Linked DNA regions of Homo sapiens: region 1 is linked to region 2. Evidence: chromatin loops called from intact Hi-C (ENCODE). Cell type or tissue: PC-9. All regions are shown on one strand.

Region 1 (8,000 bases), 87 kb after region 2:
CGCATTAAAGTTTAGGAAATATTGGACTACATGTTTTTTTTCAGCCCAATGATCTCCTTTCCCTATGCTTCTTACACACACACACACACACACACACACAGAGAGACAGTGTGTTTTACCGAGGAATTAGCCCATGATGATACCATAGTCAAACTCTGGCATTTTAGAAGCAATCACAAATCAGGGACGACAGCCCTTAGAACTTCCTTCGGCGCTGTGACCCATGCAGAGCTCCCCAGGATCCTGAATCATAGCCCCAGCACTTCCCTCAGACTCCTGAAGCTGCTGTGCCTGATGGAGCCCCCAGAAGCACTGTTCTTAAGGCAGACTCTTCAGCGACTTTACAGAGGGAGTGTGCTGAATGTTTAAAAGAATGAACCCTGGAGCCAAATTGAGCACCTTCAAATCCCAGCTCTACCATTCTAGCTCTGTGGCCTTGTTAATGCTTCGTTTGTCTCATCTGTAAAATGGGAATAAGAATAGAATGTGCATAAAGGGCTGATAAAATAATATGGGTAAAGCATTTAGAACAGCGCTTGGCACACAGTAAACACTATGTACACCATATAAACATCAATCAGCCTCTGCATATTTTTCACAATTTTTAATATAAGGAAAATTAAATTTGCAGGATTTTCCTTAAATAATTTCCTATCTCTGGGCAAAGGAGAGATTTACCTGCTATAAATGGCCCATCAGAGGTGTTTTAAATGCTTGTTGAATAAATGAGTGCATGAATAAACAAATAATGGATTGGAATGGGATGATGATTTGATGTCCACACAAGCTCAGAATTCCAGCACTGTCTTCCAATCTTGAGTCCTTCCTGTGAACCTAACTTTGTTTTATCTGGTTTTTTTCCTCCTGGCTGTTAACCCCTGAGCTTTCCAAGAATCATTAGAGTGGAACTTCAATGAATGCTTTTCATAAATGAAAAGATTCCAAGCCTACAGTCAGCAAAGCTCCCAGCACATGCAAAAGCAAAGCTAGGGGTTTTTTATTTATGTAAATTCAGAATATTGAAATGCAAAGTGAGGCAAAAGTAAAACATAAAAAATGTTAAGAAAAAAAAGGCTGGAGACACTTTGCTGTCACCTTATTAAAAGAACTTTCATTATTCCTTCTCATTATTCTTTCCTAAGTGGCTGTAGTGTAATTCAGCTTTCAATTTCCTCTAATGGGTTCATGATGGCCAAAATGAGGGGAATCCCTCTTCCGTGTAATGTGTCCAGGTCTCTGAAAGCATGTAGCTTGCCCAGTTTGAGGAATCCAATGTCGGTTGTGATATGGGGTAGGTGGAAGGGAAGATTAGGGAGGATTCTCTTTCATGTACACACCTATTCTGAACCATCTCCTGGGGAAGATTCTTCAAAGAAAGAAATTGGAGGTCCCTGGCTCCTCTCTCCAAATTTCCTGAGAAAATTGCAAAGTAGATTGTCTCTGGAAAAGAAGGGAAGAACATGAGAAAGAAGGCTTGTTGCTGAGAACAAAAAAACTGAACAGGAGAATGGGGTTAGGCTGGAATGTTTTAATTCTATTTGCTGGAAGCATGAAGGCTTCCTGGAGCTAGAACTGAAAATAAGCACCAGGTAATCTGGAATGGCCACGGTCAAAGAGCTTGGCTTACCAAAAGTCTCGAAGCTCCCACAAGGATGAAGTAGGGGACATGCTAGCCCTGAAGTTAGGAAGATATCCTAATCACTCTTTTTTTATTGTTTCCTACTAGGCTGTAAGCAATTCAAGGGCAGGGATACATGTCTTTGTCATTTGTATATCCTTTGTCATCTGTATATCCTTTGGTACCAAACACATAGGACATATTCTGAATGCTTTTGAGTAAATGTAAGAAACAAACACACCCATCCAAACCCAAAGAATAGACTCAGAGACCTGGAGAACAGCAGAAGCAAGACTTTTTAATGATGATCTTGCAAGATCGAGTGTCTGGTGGGCAGACATACCCAGCACAGTTACAACAAGCAATTTATGCCCTAGTATGCAGGTCCCTCCCGCAGTTCCTCATAGGCTGAGTACTATGTGGGTCACAATCTTCCCAGATGTTGCCTATTGATTGTTGAGTAAGTGGCTTTAGGTGTTTTCTTTAGGGTTTTCTTGCTGCATTTTGTTGCAGCCCACAATGCATTGCAATCTTAGTTAGCTCAGGGGCTTTTCAAGTATTTGAATTATGACCTAGTTAGCTGGGCAGGCTGATAAGAACAGGCAAAGCGAGCTACTTTGCAAGTTAGTAAACTTCATTTTAGACTAAACTTCTTTGGTCTGGGTGAGGGCACCTAAGGGAGTGGGGCCCGACAAGCAGGCATTGGCTATCCAAGCAGGGCCTAGTATATCCTGTTTCTTCTGTAGTTTGCTGACCTAAGCTGACTCAGGGCACTTTATCTTGGAAATGGACCACTGTATACATTATTTCCTTCCATAAATAAATGACTTAATGTAGACAAATACTCAAGTAGTGTTATAGGTAGTTAGGCATGAGTGGGGCAGGAGCAGGCTCTACCCCCGTGCACTAGAAATGTCAGGTGATGGTTTGGCAATGATCACATGACCTCTCTAAAAGTGACAAATTGGCAGCCAGCTGGGGAGAGGACATTTTCTGATGGTCCATACCTTTTAACATTGAAGTTTTAATTAAAGACAGACCCCAGGGAGAAGAAACTTCCTGGACATGCACATTAGAGACAAAAATGGCAAAGTATAATATTCCGGCTACACTCCACCAGAAAAAGGAAGAAAGCCTCAGATGAGCATGCATAAAACTTCCTAAACACATTGGGTGTGCTCACTTCCCAAGGGTAAGGAGGGCTCTGCGCATGCAGAAAGCCACCCTAGGGGAAGAATCATGGGAAAGAGGCGAGCCTATAAAAGTCCTAGGATCACAGCTAAAAGGGGCATTTAAGCTTCTTTTTTTCTCTTTGACCTTCAAGTGCCCACCTGGATCTCTTCCAAGGGTTCTTTCTTTTCTTTCCTGTACTAAAGCCTTTTTAATAAACTTCCACTCCTGCCCTGGAACTCATCTTGGTCTCTTTTTCTGCTTTCGGCCCCTCAGTTGAATTCTTTCTTTTGAGGAGGAAGAATTGAAGTTGCTGCAGGTGTGTACGGATTCCCCGCTGGTAACTCAGGGTAACTCAGACCTCTTCCACCATTAACAATAGGGCATCAAGCACTGTGAAGGACTGGAACCCTCGGATTAAGTCCTGGGTCTCAAGAGCCAAAGCTGAGCATTGGAGAGGATGCGCTGGCCCTTGGCAGTGGGATTTATGGGAGGAAAACCTGGAAGCTGTGCCCTCTGCAAAGAGTTAGTGACTTGAACAACGTAGAGGAGAGTAGGGAGAGTTAGCGGTCTGTATCAGTCAGGATTCTCCAGAGAAACACAACCAACTATATATATATATGTGTGTGTGTATATATATATATATGTGTGTGTGTGTGTGTGTGTGTGTGTGTGTATAGATAGAGAGAGAGAGAGATGAGAGGGAATGTATTGGGGAATTAGCTCATGCAATTATGGAGGCTGACTATAATATGGAGGACTGAGACAGTGTAACCCTCAATCCGAGGTTGAAGGCCTACGAACCCAGGGAACGCTGGTGCAAGTCCCAGAATCCAAAGGCCAGAGAACCTGGAGCTCTGATGTCCAAGGGCAGGAGAGCTGAAAGATTTCCTACCCCAGCTCCAAGAAAAAGTGAGAGAGAGAATTTGCCTTTCCTCTGGCTTTTTGTTCTATCCAGACCCTCAGCCAATTGGATGGTGCCCACCCACATTGGGTGGGGCTGAATCTCCCTTACTCAGTGCACTGACACAAATGCCAGTCTCTTCGGGAAACACCCTCACAGGCTTACCTCAAAATAATGCTTTACCAGCTATCTGGGTATCACTTAACCCAGTCAAGTTGATGCCTTAAATTAGCCATCACAGAGGTCCCAAACCGCAGATACCCACAGGCCATTGTGTGAGGAGGGAGCCTTTACTGCAGTGTGTGCAGGCAAATAAAGGGCAGCGAGGAGCTGCAAATGGTGTGGGCTGGACCCCAAGGGCCTGCAGAGTGGCTGGGGCTGCCTGTGCTTCCTAGGAATTCAACGCTGAGGCAGAGGAGGGCTGGGCTCCTTGTGGGTATCATGTTGAGATGGCACCCAAAGCAATTGAGTAATCAGGATTCTTCATGCCCATGGGGAACCTTTCCAGGGTTGCATTCTTAAGATTCCTACATCTGTTTGTTTCTTGTAAATTTGTTTGAGCTCTTTGTAGATTCTGGATATTAGCCCTTTGTCAGATGAGTAGATTGCAAAAATTTTCTCCCATTCTGTAGGTTGCCTGTTCACTCTGATGGTAGTTTCTTTTGCTGTGCAGAAGCTCTTTAATTTAATTAGATCCCATTTGTCCATTTTGGCTTTTGTTGCCATTGCTTTTGGTGTTTTAGACATGAAGTCCTTGCCCATGCCTATGTCCTGAATGGTATTGCCTAGGTTTTCTTCTAGGGTTTTTATGGTTTTAGGTCTAACATTTAAGTCTTCAATCCACCTTGAATTAATTTTTGTATAAGGTATAAGGAAGGGATCCAGTTTCAGCTTTCTACATATAGCTAGCCAGTTTTCCCAGCACCATTTATTAAATAGGGAATCCTTTCCCCATTTCTTGTATTTGTCAGGTTTGTCAAAGATCAGATAGTTGTAGATGTGTGGCATTATTTCTGAGGGCTCTGTTCTGTTCCATTGGTCTATATCTCTGTTTTGGTACCAGTACTATGCTGTTTTGGTTACTGTAGCCTTGTAGTATAGTTTAAAGTCAGGTAGAAACAACAAACAACCCCATCAACAAGTGGGCGAAGGATATGAACAGACACTTCTCAAAAGAAGACATTTATGCAGCCAACAGACACATTAAAAAATGCTCATCATCACTGGCCATCAGAGAAATGCAAATCAAAACCACAATGAGATACCATCTCACACCAGTTAGAATGGCAATCATTAAAAAGTCAGGAAACAACAGGTGCTGGAGAGGATGTGGAGAAATAGGAACACTTTTACACTGTTGGTGGGACTGTAAACTAGTTCAACCATTGTGGAAGTCAGTGTGGTGATTCCTCAGGGATCTAGAACTAGAAATACCATTTGACCCAGCCATCCCATTACTGGGTATATACCCAAAGGATTATAAATCATGCTGCTATAAAGACACATGCACATGTATGTTTATTGTGGCACTATTCACAATAGGAAAGACTTGGAACCAACCCAAATGTCCAACAATGATAGACTGGATTAAAAAAATGTGACACATATACACCATGGAATACTATGCAGCCATAAAAAATGATGAGTTTATGTCCTTTGTAGGGACATGGATGAAGCTGGAAACCATCATTCTCAGCAAACTATCTCAAGGACAAAAAACCAAACACCACATGTTCTCACTCACAGGTGGGAAATGAACAATGAGAACACTTGGACACAGGAAGAGGAACATCACACACTGGGGCCTGTTGTGGGGTGGGGTGGGGGGAGGGATAGCATTAGGAGATATACCTAATGTAAATGACAAGTTAATGGGTGCAGCATACCAACATGGCACATGTATGCATATGTAACAAACCTGCACGTTATGCACATGTACCCTAAAACTTAAAGTATTAAAAAAAAAAAAAAAAAGATTCCTACATCTGCATTGCAAGGTTCAATCCAGGCCTTCCACACTCTCCAGATTCAGTTTTGTGCCTCAAGTTCTCACTGTTTGGTATTTCACATTGTCTGCTGCTACCTACTCAATACCTACTGTGTTGCCACCTTCCCCCACTCCCTAAGCTATTTCTACAGTGGAAAGATGAAACCAGAGAAGAGTCAGTAAACACTTTGCACCTGACCCTCCCTCCCTGCCACAACCACTGCTTTGTGCTACGCTGAGAAGCTCCCTGTCTCTGGCCTTGGTTGATAGCAGAAAACAGGGATAATGCAAAGTATTCCTGAGAAAAAGCACCAAAACCTTGTGCTCAAAAGTGGTGAACATGGCCAAGAGAAGGCCAGAATTCTTGAAGCAATGACAGGTGCAGCCTCTACAGGGGACCTCCATAGTGCTGGAGAGAATATTCAGCAGGGACAGGGATTCATTCCCTATTGAATCCATGGCAATCAAGCTCTGTGTCATATGTTCTTTCAATCAAGCCAAGGCCTTATGTCTTTTTGAGACTCTAAACACAAGTGAGATGGGGGACACCAGGATGAGGCAAGAAGAGATTGGCTGAGTCATTTGCAAACAAGAAGAAATTTGCTATATGATACAGGATAAAGTAGCAGGTGCTAAACAGGAAGTAATTGAGATCATTGAAGGGGAATACAAGCCAGACATTTTTTTTTCAAATTTTTTTCTATTTGATTCTGTGTAAATATTATAACTATAGTCTAGAATATCTTTCTAATGTTGATGAACTGACATATGGGGAGGGAAGAGAACTTTCTCATCAAAGGTGAGGAGAAGCCAAAGCCACAGAAGAGCGGCTCCAGCCCCTGGCTGCCCCAGGCTCAGGTGTCCAGCTGTGGACACTCACTCATGACTAAATGCTGCATATTTCCCGGAAACTCCAGGGCCCAATTTGGGTTGATGAATCCCTTTGTTTTGATGGAGGGAACAAGGTGTTTTCATTTTTTCCTTTAAAATTTTTCTTTTCTTTTCTTTTTCTTTTATTTATTTATTTATTTTTTTTGAGATGGAGTCTCACTCTGTCGCCCAGGCGGGAGTGCAATGGCACAATCTTGACTCACTGCAACCTCCACCTCCCAGGTTCAAGTGATTCTCCTGCCTAAGCCTCCCCAGTAGGTGGGATTACAGGCATGCACCACCACGCCCAGCTAATTTTTGTATTTTTAGTAGAGAGGGGGTTTCACCATGTTGGCCAGGCTGGTCTCGATCTCCTGACCTCATGATCTACCCACCCTGGACTCCCAAAGTCCTGGGATTACAGCAGTGAGCCACTGCGCCCAGACTTAAATTTTTCTTTTTCTTTTTTTTTTTTTTTTTTTGAGATGGAGTCTTGCTCTGTTGCCCAGGCTGGAGTGCAATGGCGCGATAGCCCACTGCAACCTCCGCCTCCCATGTTCAAGCGATTCTCCTGCCTCAGCCTCCCAAGTAGTTGGGATTACAGGCACCCACCACCATGCCTGGCTATTTTTTTTTTTCAGTAGAGGTGAGGTTTCGCCATGTTGGTCAGGCTGGTCTCGAACTCCAAACCTCAGGTGATCCACCCGCCTCGGGCCTCCCAAAGTGCCGAGATTACAGGCGTTGAGCCACTGTGCCCAGCCTTAATTTTTTCTTATCAATTTTTAATCAGTAAAGTAACTCACGCTTGTGGCAACTGAAACAAATGTTGATATTTATCGTTCCTTAAATGTCTATAGTTTTATTTTCTTTAAAACAGGGTTATCTACACATATGACTCTACATCCTACTTTTTCCATTTAACTCCTGCAAGTCAATGCATACAGATCAAACTCTTTTTAAGTAGCTACATCCCAGTGTGTAGTGTGAACTTGATATTTTATTCCATTATTTCCGATTTAATGAATACTCCAATTATTTTCTGCTGTGTTGTGGTTTATTTGATTTATGTCTTGGCTACTACACACATTACTGGATTAAGCATTTTTATAGATACATCCTTACACAAGGGACCTTTCTTTTCTGAAGAAAATCTACAAAAATGGAATTGCTTGGAAATGGTGATGTGTTCTTTTTAAAATAGATATTACCAAATTACTTTCTGAAATTAGAAATCCAACCCCCACCAAAAGCAAAATACGAAAATGTCAGTCTTCCCACATCTTCATCAGTACTCCCCTTTTATTATGACTTTGGCTGTTTTCTAAAGAATTTGCACCCAGGGAAAAATAAGAAAGTGGGTTACCCCTCCACCTCAGCCCGCAGTGCATCAGCTTCATCAGCTTCTTTACACACAAATATCACCCAAGGTCCACTGTCTTTCCAGAAGTTTG
Region 2 (8,000 bases):
TACAGCCCCAGATTCTATATCCCTCATTGACCAGCCAGACGATTGCTGCTCTCCAGCAAAAGACCAGTGGTTTTTGCCGATAAAGGGTGTAACCTACAATCTCTACAGGAAGAACACCAGGCATTGCTGAAGACGGGGGATAGAACTGAAACATAGGATTCAATGGACATTGACACTGTGAATGTCAGATTCCAGCTCTCTTCCTCTCCTCATCTCCCAGACCCAGAGTGGAAGTTTATTTTCTCCAGGAAGAGGATCAGAAACATCTAATCTGGAGACTTAAATCTGACGAGCTTTTCAATGTCCCACTCTGAAAGTGGGACAAGAACCATCACACATTTGAGGAAACTCTCCCTCTGAGACAGGCCCCCCAAAAATTATTGAAAAACAACTTAGAGGAAAGAGACTATGCAGAGAGAAGAAAACTTGAACAACTAAAGTTGTCAGAGTAGCCTCAGGGAGATAACGTACTGCATTTGTGAAACAGGAGCAGGATGCTCTATCAAAGGAATGTCAAAGAACAACAACAAAAAAATTTAAGTTAAAAATATGATACCAGAAATTATAAACCCAATAGAAGGATTGGAAAATAAAGCTGAAGAAATAATAAAGTAAAAAGACAAAGTGATAAAAAAATAGGAGAAAAATATGAAATCTAAACAATTAGTCTACAAGTCCAAGAGAGAGAAACATAAAAAAAGAGGGAGAGAGAGCATCATTAAATAGGAATTTCTAGAGAATTTCCTAGAAGGGAAGGGCATGAATCGAGTGTACCCATCAAGTATCAGCAAAATGGGTGAAAAAAGGCATATCATCTGAAAGGCATATCATCTGAAAGCTTAGGGCAAAAAGGATAGAGAGATTTTATACACTTCCGAGGGTGGGGGGCAGAATGTTTATACAAAAGATTCAAAATCAGAATGTCATTGGGTTTCTCAACAGAAACACTTATAGCTAGAACACAGAGTCATGCCTTCAAAATTCTAAGGGAAGATGGTTGCCAACCTAGAATTTTATATCCGGGTGATTCTTAACATGTTCAGCGAGATTTTGGAGGCAGAGAGATATCTGACACACATAGAGAAGGCAATGTGAAGACAGAGCAGAAAGAGATTTTAAGATGCTGTCCTTGAAGGCTGGAGTGATGTGGCCCACAAGACAAGGAATGCTGGCAGCCTCCAGAAGCTGGAAGAATCAAGGAATGGATTCTATCCTAGGACCTCCAGAGGGAGCTGGCCCTGCCAACACTTGACTGCTGCCCAGTGAAACAGATTTCAAACTTCTGGCCTTCAAAACAGTGAAAAAATCAATGTGTCATTTGAAGCAATCCAGTTGGTAGTAATTTGGTTACAGCAGCCACAGAAAACTAACACAGAGCCCCCAGTCCAATTTCCTACCTTCCACAAGTCACCTGTTCTGTGGTTGATCTATGACCTGAGTACAAGTACATTCACCTGTAAAATACACAGTGCTGTTATGTAAAACACATTGTGTTTTTATTCCAGTTATTCATATTAGGATATAGAGCTTACTTTGACTCTTTCTTTTTGTATTCAACTTTACGTTAAGGTTTTTCTGTGCTGGCAGGTGTATGCACACCTGCTCTGACGCTTCATCAAGAGGCAGGTAATGGCTAAAGGGCTGATGCAACCTTTTCAGGACCTGGCAAAAAAGAACAGATATTACAGTTGAGCCAAAAGTACAATGAGAGGATAAAGCTTCAACTCTGTGTGTGTATAAGTGAGTGACAAGTATGATTTTTTTGGGTTTTCCTGCCTATCCTTTTCTCACAGATCCTCTCTGCCCTGGCCTGATCCCCAAGAGACTCCTGGGACACAAAAGGCCTAACGATTCCAGCTGTATTGCTTGACAAATTGGAATGGAAATCAGCAATAGTTTTCCCTCCAGCATCCTCTGGGAAATCCATCCAATGATATGTTCCCAGCCGTCCCCTGCTTTCAAAGATATAATGTTGAAACACCAAGTGGCACCTGCCATGTACAGGACATTAGTGTCAGGAAGCAGTGCAAGCACTGAAAGGGGCAGAGACAGCCTCCAGGCGCAAAAGGAGCCAAAGCTATTTAGAAACGGGGATGATATGGGCTCAGCTGCTTCCAAGTGTATGAAGGCTAGTGCTGGGCAACTGCTTCCACTGAGTCAAGGAGCAGACACAGTGGACCTGCGCTGACAAGAAGCATCTGGCTGAAACATCAAAAATACAAAATTAGCCGGGCATGATAGTACACACCTGTAATCCTAGCTACTTGGGAATCTGAGGCACAAGAATCGCTTGAACCTGAGAGGCAGAGGTTGCAGTGAGTCAAAATCATGTCACTGCACTCCAGCCTGGAAGAAAGAGCAAGACTCCGTCTCAGAAACAAACAAACAAAAAAGAATCTTAAAATTTAATAATGAGTCAAGATTTGAATAAATATTTTACCAAAGATGTATGAATGGCTAATAAAAATGTGAAAAGATGTTCAACACCAGTAGACTCTAGGGAAGTGCAAATTAAAACCACAGTGAGATACCATCCACTAAATGTCTATAACCAAGAAGTCCGATGGTACCAAGTGTTTACAAGGATGTGGAAAAACTGGAACGTTCATACGCACTGTGGGAATGTGAAACAGTTGCAGTGTCTTTGGAAAAAGTTTGACACTTTCTTACAAAGTTAAATATACACCCACCACACAACCCACAATTCCATTCCTAGGTATGTACCCAAGAGAAATAAAAACATGTTTGTATTTGTACATGATTTGTACATGAATGTTCACAGCAGCATTAGGCATAATAGTTCAACTCTGGAAGTAATCCAAATGTCCATCAACTAGTGAAGGGATTTAAAAGTGTGGTGTTTTAGTCCATTTGTGCTTCTATAACAAAACACCTGACACTGAGTAATGTATAAACAACAGAAATTTATTTCTCACAGTTCTGGAGTCTGGAAGTCCAAGACCAAGATGATGGTATTTGGTGTCTGATGAGGGCTCAATCTCTACTTCTAAGCTGGCACCTTGTCATTGTGACTTCTGGATGGCAGTAATGCTGTGTCTTCACATGGCGGAAGGAACAAAAAAACAAAAGATCCCTACCTAGTTCCCTCCAGCCCTTTCATAAGGTACTAATCCCAACCATGACGGCTCTGCCCTTATGGCTTAATCACCTCCTGAAGGCTCAATTTCTTAATACTGTTGCGTGGGGGATCAAGTTTCAACATGAATTTCAAAGGAGACAACAAACATTCAAACCATAGCACGTGGTGTATCCACAGAATGGAACTCAGCAACAACATAGTCGAAACTCAGAAACATTACGCTGTGTGAGGGAACCAAACATAAAAGGCTACATATGTGATTCCATTATAAGAAATGTCTACCAACTGCAAAATTATAGATACAGAAAGCAGAAATTGGCTGAAGTGGGGGTGGGGAGGGGTAGGGGAGGGGCAGGTAGGAAAGGGAGTGTGAGGCATCATGGGGAATTTTTGGAGCAAAGCAGTGGTGACAGCTGTACAGCTGTATAAATTTACAAATATACAGCTGTATAAATTTATAAATTTGTAAATTTATAAATTTACAAATCATCCATTTACAACGGGTGAGTTCCATGATTTATAAATTCTACCTTGGTAAAAAGGAATGAAATAAGATTGTGACAAAATGGAGACTTCCCATGCCTCGGAAAATTTATACAAACATTGGTTTTTTGTTGAAAACACACCCACTTATTCACCAAGCTTGGCAGAAAATTCCTACCAACAATGGTCCAGGAGGTGGTAGAGTTGGTAAATTTTACCCCAGTCAGGGTAAAGTCACCCTGGGTTGACAACCTTGTAATGTAAGCGGCTTTGTTTCTCTTCTGCTCTCTTTCCTCTCCTCCAGGTTAGCACTTCTGGCCACCAGTCAGGTGTTTTCACCCTTTCTGTGCCCACTGTCCTCAAGTGGGTAAGAGTTAGACACAATTGTTTAAATGGTGAGTTATTTAGACCCAGAGAGATAGGTTCTTCCTCTGTAAAGTGGGTAGTATGTTTTGGCTGTGTCCCCATTCAAATCTTAACTTGAATTGTATCTCCCAGAATTCCCACATGTTGTGAGAGGGACCTAGGGGGAGGTAATTGAATTACGGGGGCCGGTCTTTCCCATGCTATTCTCGTAATAGTGAGTAAGTCTCACGAGATCTGATGCGTTTATCAGGGATTTCCGCTTTTGCTTCCTCTTCATTTTTCTCTTGCCACCACCGTGAGAGAGGCACCTTTCGCCTCCCACCATGATTCTGAGGCCTCCCCAGCTACGTGGAACTGTAAGTCCAGTTAAACCTCTTTTTCTTCCTAGTCTCAGGTATGTCTTTATCAGCAGCATGAAAATGGACTAATACAGTGGTGATAATAAAACTAACCACCAACCTCATCGTGCCAGAGGACATAAATGAGATTCAACGTTTATGAAGCACCAGCCCAGTGTCCGCATACAGGAGCTGCTCCATAAAGACCATCTGCTGGCCTCTCCTATTGTTTACCAAACCGGCTTCCAGGAAAGAGGGTGCTGTTAGTCATCGACACCTTTTGGGAATGCATTTCATTAAATTCCTTCCCTGCAACTGAAAGCACCCTTTTCAGAGTAGATGAATGGCTTTTACCCTGCCAAGGGGAAAGATGGGCACAGGCCAGTCCCCATCTTCCTAAAACTCCTGAAACTCACTCCCTCGTCTCCTTACTTGGTTGCCCACCAATGGCTTTGGAAAGCCAATTTTTGGCAGATCAAAAACTGCACTTTGCTGTCTTGAAGTGCTGTGCTGTGTCTGTCACAGGATCTCAATAAGGGTAGTGCTATTTTCAGATCAGATCAGCAGACACACCCAGAATGCCAAGGACACAGCCACAGTCACCTGAATGTTGTGTGCCTGTTTGTTATTGTCACTAACAACAATGGTGTGGACAGAGCTGGGACTGGGGTGATGCCAGCAGGATGCTTAGGGTACAATATTTAAGGAGGCACCCTTTCAGTATCCTCCTCACCCTTGTGTGACCCTGAGGATGAGTGCCTGTTTAAGAATGAGTCTCCAGGGTGCAACATATAGTGAGGCACCAACTCTCAGGTCATGCAAAAGCAGGGTAGGCACAGACAGCGTGTCTCTTTCAGTGTTGCACCCTAGACACCTCACTTGCCTTTGGGGCAGCCCAAGAGACAAGGGCCTGGACCCAAGCCCAGATGCTGCTGTTAGAGCACCAGCTTTGCCAGCAATTAGCTGCGTACCCTTGAGCAAGTTTATGTCTCCTATTTCCTGCCTGTCCTGGTTCTATGACTCAAGGGCTACTTCACTCCTCTCAGTAATAGAGCACAACAATGATGGAAATGCCCATGACCTGGATGGATTAGGTCCCAACTTACATTTCATGTCTTCACAGAAGCATTTCCTGACCCTGTAGGCCACCCTCTGTCATGTGCTATTAGCAACCTGTTCATTTTATTCATAGCAGTTATCAGAACTTATTTTTATTTGTTGGTTTATATCAGGCAAGGTGGTGTACATTAAAGTGCAATCATAAACAACCCTCAAATCTCAGGAGCTTAAACAGTAAAAGTTTCTAGCTTTTTCACACCACACGTGCTTTGTGGGCTGGCTAGGAGGCTCGGCTCAGGGACCAGGCTGATGGGCAGCGACTGTATGGAGCACTGCCCTGGTCGTGGTGCCAGAGGGAAAAGAAAGCTTTAGAGAGCATTGCACAAACTGCTCAGCCCAGAAGGGCACCACACTTCCACTCACCACTCATTGGCCAGAACTGGTCAAGGGTCCATCCCGGAGGGCCTCAGTGATGTGTCCTCCTAACTCATGCCAGCAAAGATGGCATGAGTTAACTCAACCCAGAAAGCCCAAAGGTTTGGTGCGCAGTTCTAACGACTACCACATTATTTATTTGGTTTTGCCTGTCTCCCCTGACCAGAACGGCCCATCAGAGCAGGATGGTCTGTCTTCTTCATCATTTTAACCCCAGTGCTAGCACCTCACTGGTGCTTAATAACCATCTCTTGACTGACCAGATGGTTCTGATATTTTAGGATTGGTTATCAAGACTGTCTATTGGATGAATGTCATCTGTTCAGAGCCTGGAGGATTCAGAGCCCAGCTTACCAAGTTAACTGGACTCTCCTAAAAGGAGAAAAATAATGACTCTAACTACTGCTTTTCTTAATTTTCTCCTTGACTGCCTAACTGCAGAAGCAAATGAATAAGAACCTCTGAAAGCCTAGGAGAATAGTCCAAAATGGCAACCTATAATCTGAAATCTCTTTGTAATTTTATTCTTCATCTTAAAAAGTTCATGTGAATTTCACATTCTGTTGCATCTTATATTCATGGTCGTAAAAAAAACCACCAAGTTTTAAAATATTTAGCTGAGTAAAATTCATGCTCCCTGAACACGTGTCATGCTTCTTGTGGGGTTCAAGGTCCCCTAAGATCCCACCTACCTCACCTCCAGGGTGGTTTGCTCCAAGCCAGGAGAGGCGCTAAGCCTCCTGAGATATCTCCTGGGCCTTAAGGCTTAAGCTTAACTTATTAAGAACCTCTTCTGCATTTCTTTCCCACTCGGGATTCATTCAGGAATTATGGTGACTCTTTTTCTCTGATGGGGACAAAATTCCAATTATATATGGAACTTGACTTTGTCTAATGAAATCAGGAAAAGATGGTGATAAGGCCTCATTTTCTTTACCACAGGTTGATAGACTAAGTTCTTCAGATCCACTGTTTCTCCAATATTTTTTTGCCATGACCCACACTAAGAAGGAATACATTGTCTGTCACGTCCAGTAATGGACACCACTGGCAACCTCATTCAGGCTGGGGCACCCATCCCCAGTGGGTGAAGATCACAGAGGCCTCATCCTCTGGAGAACTGTCCTTGCAGAATAGGAGCTGACTTTCCAGGTTACGCACCCCTCCTCTTCAGATCAGCCCACAGCCCACAGCTGATGGTGGACCTGGGAGTTCACAGTCTGGCCCCTTCCCTAAGGCAGCACCAGGTCTGTGGAACAACTCAAGCATCAGAGCCCCAGAAATCACGCTGGGAGCACACACTCTCGTTCAGCTCCTTCTCCTGCCCCAGCTGGTCCCCCTCACTTTTCCAGATCACACACACCCAGATCTGTTTTGTTGAGCTCTGCTTCTAGGGAAACTGACTTAAGACACACACACAGATACACGTATACACACACACCTGAAATAAAATTTTGAGTAAACAGTACTTACACTTACTTCATGTCATGCACTCTTATTTTCTGTACTATTCTTTTTTGTTTTGTTTTGTTTTGTTTGAGACAGAGTCTCGCTCTGTCCCCTATTTTTTAATTGCTTGTTTGTAACCCTCTAATTTTATTTCATAATCCATGAATGGGTCACAGCTCTGCAATTTGAAAAATACTACACTTTATAAGCAATCTAGGGATAAAACAAACAAACAAACAAAAACCTACACTTCCCTAACCTTTCCAAGTTAACCTTCTGGAGACTGGTGTACTGCAATCCAAAAGGTTCAGGACAGGGTGGAGTGAAGGGAATCTGTCATGGTATGCACGGCATTGAGAGTTTTGAGACTCAGGAGATATATTCTCCTAGGGCCAAGTATCTAAAGTAGCCCCAAGCATCTACTGCCTTCTGACTGCTGAGAAGGGCACCAGCCTCCCTCCGCTCTATCCTTTCCCCTGCAAATGCATTCACTTCTGTTCCAAGAGATAAAGCAGTTTTTGACCTTACATAAATACACAGAGATGTACATAAGAAAAGTTTATTTCAGCATCATCTATGATGCCAAAACCAAAACATCCCAAATGGCCCTCAGTAAATGCACCTCAGTACAACCAGACAAAGGAACACCATGTGTCCATTAAAAATAATGAAATAAGTTATGTAAGTACTGAAAACTTTCCATGATACACTAACTGCAGAAATCAATTGGCCCTACAGTTCTCCAATGTAATTTCATTTTTATTTTTGTA

What was found. A loop is a pair of places that touch in the nucleus more often than their neighbours do. Peaks named below come from ENCODE experiments on the same cell type or tissue, not always from the same donor. Only the 100,000 strongest peaks of a DNase experiment are listed, where the experiment ranks them.
Region 1: a loop joins it to region 2, with 14 times the contacts of the local background. A loop is called at or near these places in 8 of 110 quality-filtered maps.

The regions. Positions count from the first base shown.
Region 1 is chr15:58,342,434-58,350,433 of GRCh38, forward strand. No RefSeq gene overlaps it. Among named protein-coding and RNA genes, the nearest start is that of LIPC, 86 kb to the right of the region's middle. RefSeq lists enhancers at 3,531-4,032, 4,033-4,532. In PC-9, no CTCF peak of the experiment used is centred here; DNase peaks (open chromatin) are centred at 4,148 and 6,268; H3K27ac peaks cover 1,983 bases.
Region 2 is chr15:58,255,894-58,263,893 of GRCh38, forward strand. No RefSeq gene overlaps it. Among named protein-coding and RNA genes, the nearest start is that of AQP9, 120 kb to the left of the region's middle. In PC-9, no CTCF peak of the experiment used is centred here; DNase peaks (open chromatin) are centred at 4,488, 4,888 and 5,308; H3K4me3 peaks cover 884 bases; H3K27ac peaks cover 3,660 bases.